Regions from separate parts of the Mus musculus genome. Here region 2 is linked to region 1. The links are chromatin contacts, found by Hi-C or POLR2A ChIA-PET in ENCODE. All regions are on one chromosome and are shown on one strand. Each heading gives the region's core, a stretch centred on a gene start or an enhancer-like site at or near the end of the contact. The rest is flanking DNA. Distances are from core to core; before and after follow the strand shown. Region 1 overlaps Asap1 (ArfGAP with SH3 domain, ankyrin repeat and PH domain1). Region 2 overlaps Asap1 (ArfGAP with SH3 domain, ankyrin repeat and PH domain1).

Region 1 (3,521 bases), core at 939-3,438:
CAAGAGTGCAGTAAGTGTGAGGCCAGACTGGGCTAACAGCAAGTTTCTGTTCCTAAATCCAACCAGCCTAATGTGGTGATGTTTGCCCATATGGAAGGACGCCAAGTCAACGATAAGGGGGGACCTGAAGGGCCCAAGAGTATAGTCACAGGATCTCATCTTAACTGAAATTGCTGACACTTGACCTCTATTCCTAGTAACTAACACACTCTTATAACTGTATGTCTAGAATAAATGCTTATAGGATGAGTAAAATGAATATGCTTAGCAGCCAGAAAAGGTCATATGAACTGTATTCTTTCAAAAATTCAAATAGGAGTAACTTCAAAGCACTATAAACCATCATGATTTTCTTTTAATACTCAGCATGTAAAGAAAAATGTATTTTATACTCTTTCTAGAGCTGCTAAATAAAACAATACATGTGGGGTGTTAGATATACTAAACAAAACGTTGGTGTGGTCCTTTTCAGTAGACACTTAGGATAAAAATCAATCCTTTATTGAATAAGGAACTCACTGATGTTAATCAGAAGCCCTAGTTCTACAAGTATCTATAATATTTAAACTAGAAGAACGTCCCACTTTCTATGATCCACACTGGAATGAAGGACATCAAAAAGTCTGAAAAGACTTACAATAAGCACTGAAAACTGTTCCCCTTCCAAATTTTAGGCAAACAGCTCCAGAAACACAACTTTATCTTCAGATACATTATTAAGTGTTTTGCTTTTTTTTTTTTTTTTTTATTTTAGCAGAAGAATAAACACAGGCTTGTTCCAAGGCCCTGACCACAGGATTTCCTTAAATGATACACTAATGAAAAATGCAAACCAGTGGAAGGCCTGACTCACCGCACCAGAGACTGCTACATTCCAAACAAAGATCTGCTTCGTATCAAGGGAGAACTAGCTCCACAAACAACAAGTTTCCCTTACCCACTTGTCTTGCGAATATTTCTGCTTTTCCGTAACATGGAATCAAAGGACAAGACTCCTATCCCCAGTGATAGATGTGTGAATAGGAATAGCTCCTAAATCATTTACTTGTGTATAGTGCTTGATTCCAATTACTCTGAAGCTGAAGATGAGATCCAGGGTAGCCAGGGGCTATACTTTTTCCTCTAGCTGCACTGCTAAAATCACCAGGGGAGACAGGCTGATCCAGCAACCTAGAGATGTCTATCTGGCTGCAGAAGCGGGACAAGCTGGCCTATCAGGTCCCACTGCAGGAGTTAGAAAGAAGGGGTGGGACAAGTGATGCACAAGAAGCCACCACTGGTGTTGAACAACTACTGAGGAAGAAACACCACTATGAGCAAGAAACAAAGAAAAGAAAAGAAGAGAAAAGAAAAGAAAAGAAACAGATACAAGTCCATGTCAGACAGCAAAGAAAAAATAAATACAAGAAAGGGACCACAAGAAGGTGGGTCAGGAGGTGGGAAAGCCAACAGCTGTCCTTCTGAGGGAGCTGATCTGAGCCTCTGCTAGCTCAGGCGTGCTAAGTGAAATGGCCTTCCTTAACTCATGCACAACTTACACATCCCTATAAAGTGAGGCACACTGACCCATGAGGGCAAAGAATTATTAAAAAATAAGATCAAGGCACACAGCCTAGCTAGTTCTGCTGACCTTCTTTAGTAAGCTCCTTGAGGTTCACTACAATGACTGATTTTGAGGGCTTCCTATGAGCTTGGCACAGAGAAACACTAAGGAGGCAGGCACTCTTAATTATTGCACAGAGGAGGAATCTGAGGTGTAAAGGTGTTGAGTGGCTTGTCTTAAGGTCACGTCCTGATAAATGTGATCCACGCGAGCTTTTCTCACTCTGCTGCTCTGTGTTGAAGGCAGCGGCAGTTATGAGAGACCCTGTGAGAACTGATGAGAAGGAACAGCATAACTGGAAAGCGGAAAGAATTCTTAACCATGATGGGAACGTGGCATGGTATGAAGGCCAACAAAGAAAGTGTATGAACGGCCTACCTCCAGACAGGGGACTTGAAACATCAGAGTTGGAAACATTACAGATTCAGATCAGAAATGGTAAGCAGGCAGCATGTCACACAGAGAGAGCAGGGGAGGGATAAAGCACAGACACTCTTTCACCTCTTTTACAGTTCACCTGGGAGGAACACGTCACTAGGGTCTAGCCACGATCCTGTGATCCCCGGCACTCAGGCCAGACAGACATTGGCGCAGCCTTCACTCATCAGTCTACAAATGGTACTGGTGTAGCCAAGTAGCTGAGAGGCAGTATGGCTCCTGTCACCATCTCTAAAGACCTGGCCCAAGCACTGCCTCTCAACATGCCAATCTGTTTAGTTTGCACAACAATCGTACAAACTACTTTACAAAAATAACTGTCCTCCTGTAGTTACTCAGAGATTCATTATATCATACTTTATCTTGTCTCACTTCATGTCAGAAATCTAAGCACCGACTCAAGCTAACTAACATGTTTATCACCCGTCCCTGGAACATGAACACAAGATGGGAAGTAAAATGCTTCCCTGCCTGAAACGCAGGACAAGGCAGTGCTAGTGCACATCCAAGCCATGAAGACAGCAAAGTGCTAACAACACTATACTACTCAGAAGGCTCTACACGTCCTGCTTGGCTGGGCAGGGCAGGGCAAAGGTGACTGAGAAGACGGGCGTTCCACCTGGCCTCAGAAAATAAAGAGCCAGAGCACAAGGAAAGAATCAAACGGTCAGAATATCCAGAGCACCAGTAGTTTAAGCCTAAGGAAAATCAGAATATGATGACAATTTCTCTGAAGAAGAATGCTAAGCAGCTTACTCAACTCAAAACAGTAGGTAAATGGGGAGCTGGGCATCAAGCCCAGGCCATCCACCTCGGGAGTTAGGGTCTCAACTATGGTTGAGAACATACAGTGAAGAGCTTCCTCGACCTAACTCTTATGAGGCAGTGAGTCAGAGCGGTACCTCCACCTTCCTTCACGGGACAGTCAGCTATGATTGCCACCTTTCCTTCTTGGTAGTACTTCACGTGGAGTCTGTTAAAAAGGACATCGAGTGAGGCCTGTCTAGATAAACTCAGGAGCCACCAGCGCAGAGATGGCTAAAGCAACTAGAGAGCGGAGCATTCTATAGCGATGGTTCTTACGGACAGCTGTGCCATACACTGCTGACCAAGCAACTGCCAGCATCAGATAGCAGCATAGAGTTGGCACTCCACAATTCCTATCTTAGCATCTTCCTTCTGGGAATGCATGCCAAGGAAATTGCTCAGTTGGAAAAAAAAAGGCTAATGACTCAGAAGTGAATTAGAACAGTGATGGTTATTAGCCAAAATTTAGGCAATCTCCAGAGAGAAGATTACACAGAAATGGTTTGGGACAGTGACAAACAGTTCCATACAGTTATATTATGCTACTCGAAAAACTAACAGAAGACTGCAAACCCATAAAACAGTATAAAGCAAGAAGGCAAAGGCCACTGTTTAAAACTAGAAAAAAGAAAGACTTAAAAATCGTAACTAAAAATAGTTGGGTTAGAGGCAT
Region 2 (3,706 bases), core at 167-2,666, 140 kb after region 1:
GGCCAGGCAGCTCAACCTTCAAACATCTCTCTGAAAACCTGCCTCTGTTTCTTAGAAACGTTGCTGCTTGCCAACATAGGAGGATCCTCTCAGTTCCAGAAACGGCATTCATTATCTTGGAGTCTAGAGTCTTTGCTTCTAATGACGATGAAACAGTTTCCACTCCGACAGCTGTTTGTCTCCTAGTGTGAAGGGTGTCAGCACAGTGACAGGATACTGAGCTGGGTGCGCCGACTCACTGTAATTTCAGGACAACTCCTTGAGCCACTTGGGGTCACCTTCACAGGACGGCAAGCTGTGGACATCAGGGTGCCACCTGAAATGGAAGGCTGTTGGAAAAAACCTCTCTGGCAAAGCAAGACAGAATTATGGGGAAAGCAATCTGTCACTTCTCTCCACCTTCCTCTCCAGAGAAGCCTTCAGGGAACAAGATGACCCTCAGCCAGGTCTGTGCCTGGTCCAGTGCATGTTCAGTGAATTGATGAATTAATAAACCAAACAAATATCTCATGCCAAGACTTTCCCAGCAGAGTCCAACTCCCAGTTGCCAAAGGATTAGCAACACGTTATCAGGACACCGGTTCCTACAAGCCTCTTGCTTGGCAGTTATGCATGGTATGAGGTGTCCTGACAGGTCCCATCCTCTAGAACCCGCTGCAAACCAAAGTTCTCTCAGACATTAATCCAGTCTCCTCAGTTTCCCCAAGATTTTATCCTCAAATAACAAAGAATTAAAAGCAGTTAATCAAGACAGATGTATTTCATCCCCCAAGGGGCAGCATATATGGCCGAGGCTACTAGCCAAGGAGGGCTACTAGCTCCTTGGGATCTCAACGTGCCAGTGGGGAAGCAACTAGTGCGGAAGCAAGGGTCATACTGTCTCTATCTCACAAGCACAGTGAGGGTTCCTGAGAAGAGAAAGCGCAGCAGAGATATCCTCTCCCAGCATCTCAATAGCCTGACCTGATGGGTACCCTGCTCCCTCGAAATCTTGAATGACTAGGACTCAGATGAGCCACTACATGACCAAAAGGGGAGACGCTGGGCTGGCAATGTAGCTCAGGTAGTAAGGAACTTAGCTGCGCGTGCGTGAAGTTCTGGGTGTGACGTCACACGTCTGAAATCCAAGCACTTCAGAGAGAGAGGAGAGGCGGAAGGATCCAGAGTTTACAAACACGCTGAGCTATAGAGCAAGCCTGAAGCCAACCTAGGCTGTGTGGAACCCTCTCTGAAAGAAGAGTGGAGCGAGAGACCCAATGCTAAAACCAAAGGCCACCATTCCCAGGACAGGCATGTACAAAGATGCATCTGCACCCCGACATGAAGTGCAGAGGAAGGCACACAGCTGTGTCAGGGCCTTTCCCCATGGCCAACTGCAGAAAAACAGCTGGGCACTTTCCAGATTCCCTCAGGGGCCCCGACCGACGACGACAACGACGACGACGGACTTCATGTGCTGGATCAGGACATTCCAGCGTCAGCCTGCTTCCTCTGCAGAGACATTTTCCTGACTTGTTCTGGCAGCAGACACAGGCTGAAAGAACTGCCCTTCCTCACACCACCCACCTCCATGCTGTGACTGATGTGGAAAGCGGTGGCCTGGCAAGGAGCAAACTGGGAAGTCCAGCTTTGCAGAAGGCATACCTAGACATCTCTGAAGAGGGAATGGACAAGCACTGCCTTACTGGAAACAGAAGTGGAACTTACAGACTGACAACTGACCCATAGAGAGTAGGAGAGAATGAACTTCAGCCATGGCTCCATCATTTCAGAGCTCATGGGATATGGTCAGGGAGAATCCACTACCCTACCCTGCTCGCTCTGTCTCTCTGTCTCTCTCTGTCTCTGTCTCTCTGTCTCTCTCTGTCTCTCTCTGTCTCTCTCTCTCTCTCTCTCTCTCTCTCGTTTAGGGGAGACAGGGGTTTTCTGGAAAGCTTGCTTCAAGTGAGTTACTGGCCTGTGGGTGATATCCAAATAAAGCATGATAGCTTCAAGGAGAATAGGCCTCTCATCAGGCAGATCTAGTAAAGGCTGGTATCTGACTATACATCCAGTCTGAAACCTTCTCTGCAACCTGGCTGTAGTAATGAGTTATCTATTCCATGTGTGCCCAGACACCGTTTGGTACAGGCTTAGAGAGGGAATGAAAACTTACCCAAAAGAAAGGAGGGGAGAGGAGGGAGGAGAGAGGATGAGAAAGAGAATCCTTTCTCAGTAGTATTTGTTGTAGAAAAGATGCTCTCTGTGTGTCTCTGGTAGTAATGATAAAGGGGGGATTATCCCACAGGACTATAGACAATCTCACAAGCAACTTCAGCAAGAGGCCAGCACTCAACACTCAAGGACCAGCCATTAGCCAACCTCATAACTTATAGAGCAGCTCTTTACTCTCTGGTCACAGTCAACAAGGAGTCCCCCTAGTAGATGGGAGGAAGAGGGGAGGCTGAAGATCATCTTCCAAGCTCAGCCCAAGTCTCAGCTCTCTCCAGGAAGCCCACACCTTTGCTGAGACTCTGCCAGCCATTCGCTCTTTGCCCCTCAAAACCACATATCCACAGGAACCCCCAGGCTGCTGTTCTAGAGCTTGCGCTACCCCATACCTGGCCACACCTTCCTAAAGCTCCTTGACCTGGCCAGCAAGCACGGAAGAAGCAGCTAAAGGCATGAGTCATTATGAACCCGCAAGTAAAACCACCATGACACACCACTTCACATTCATTAGTTCGGCCACAGACAAGAAAATGGTCCAACATCAAGTCTTGGCAAAGGTCTGCTGGCTGGTGGAAATGTTAAAAAAAATAATAATAATAAATCACTCAACCACTTTGCAAAGGTCTGACAGCTCCTCAAAAAAGTTAAAAATAGTTACCTGATGACTGAGCGATTCCACCCCAGGCATATGCCCCAAGGAATTGAAGACATGAACTCATATAAACACTTGTAAATGAATGTTCATAGCAGCACTTGCCATGACAGCCAAAAAGTAGCAACAGCTTAGATGTCCATCAGCTAGTAAATGAATAAACATTGCAGCCTACCCACACAATGGAATTACTGAGCTATAAAAAGGAATGAAGGGACAGGATGGTTCAAGGCAGCCAAGGTTACCTAGCAGGAACGTGTCTCAAAGAAACAAACCCCAAACAAGCAAACAGCCAGACAAAAGGAATCCTGGCACTATACCACAGCCTGAGTAGATCTTTACAACGTTAATTCTAAAACATGCTGAATGAAAGCCAGACATGAAATCTTACACGGACAATTCCATACACGCGAAGCATCCAGCAGAGGTGCATACATAGAGAAGAAATGACTGGTGGTTGCCAAGGGCTGGGAGGGGGAGAGGGGAACCAGGAGGCATTGTGGCTTCCTTTGTGGGTGAAGAAAACATCTTGAAACTACATAGAAATGATAGTCACACATTATGAATGGGTAAGATTTATGGTTAGTTTCACGTTAATTCTACATCCAGTGTGTGTGTGTGTATGCATGTGAGCCGACCCTTTATGAAATTATCATAATTCAAGGGAGCTGTGTGTCCCCTACTGTAATGAAACAGCCTATTGCCTAGCCTATGGTCCAGTCCAGTTCCCTCATGTCTCCTTTAAGCCAGTTGTGTTCCTTGCAGCCAAAAGCTTAGAATCACTTCCCTGCTGTGTGACCTCAGAGAAATATCTCACTTCTCTGAGTCTTCACTTCATCACTC

Evidence for each region. Hi-C counts contacts between places; a loop is a spot of excess contacts on that map. ChIA-PET counts read pairs that join two places held with the same protein, here RNA polymerase II (POLR2A).
Region 2: a loop to region 1 is called in a map of heart, with 1.9 times the contacts of the local background. The contact joins two enhancer-like sites. A Hi-C loop is called at or near these places in 1 of 37 maps with a recorded cell type or tissue (heart). POLR2A ChIA-PET finds 5 or more read pairs at or near these places in 1 of 5 experiments (Patski).

Annotation. Positions count from the first base shown.
Region 1 is chr15:64,222,749-64,226,269 of GRCm38, forward strand. All of the region lies in intron 3 of Asap1 (ArfGAP with SH3 domain, ankyrin repeat and PH domain1), which reads right to left. Among named protein-coding and RNA genes, the nearest start is that of 1700010G06Rik, 90 kb to the right of the region's middle. Within about 2 kb of position 2,189, at least 3 of the 3 ENCODE cell types and tissues checked have a DNase peak (open chromatin) inside an H3K27ac peak, as active enhancers do.
Region 2 is chr15:64,361,368-64,365,073 of GRCm38, forward strand. All of the region lies in intron 1 of Asap1 (ArfGAP with SH3 domain, ankyrin repeat and PH domain1), which reads right to left. Among named protein-coding and RNA genes, the nearest start is that of Asap1, 20 kb to the right of the region's middle. Within about 2 kb of position 1,417, at least 2 of the 3 ENCODE cell types and tissues checked have a DNase peak (open chromatin) inside an H3K27ac peak, as active enhancers do.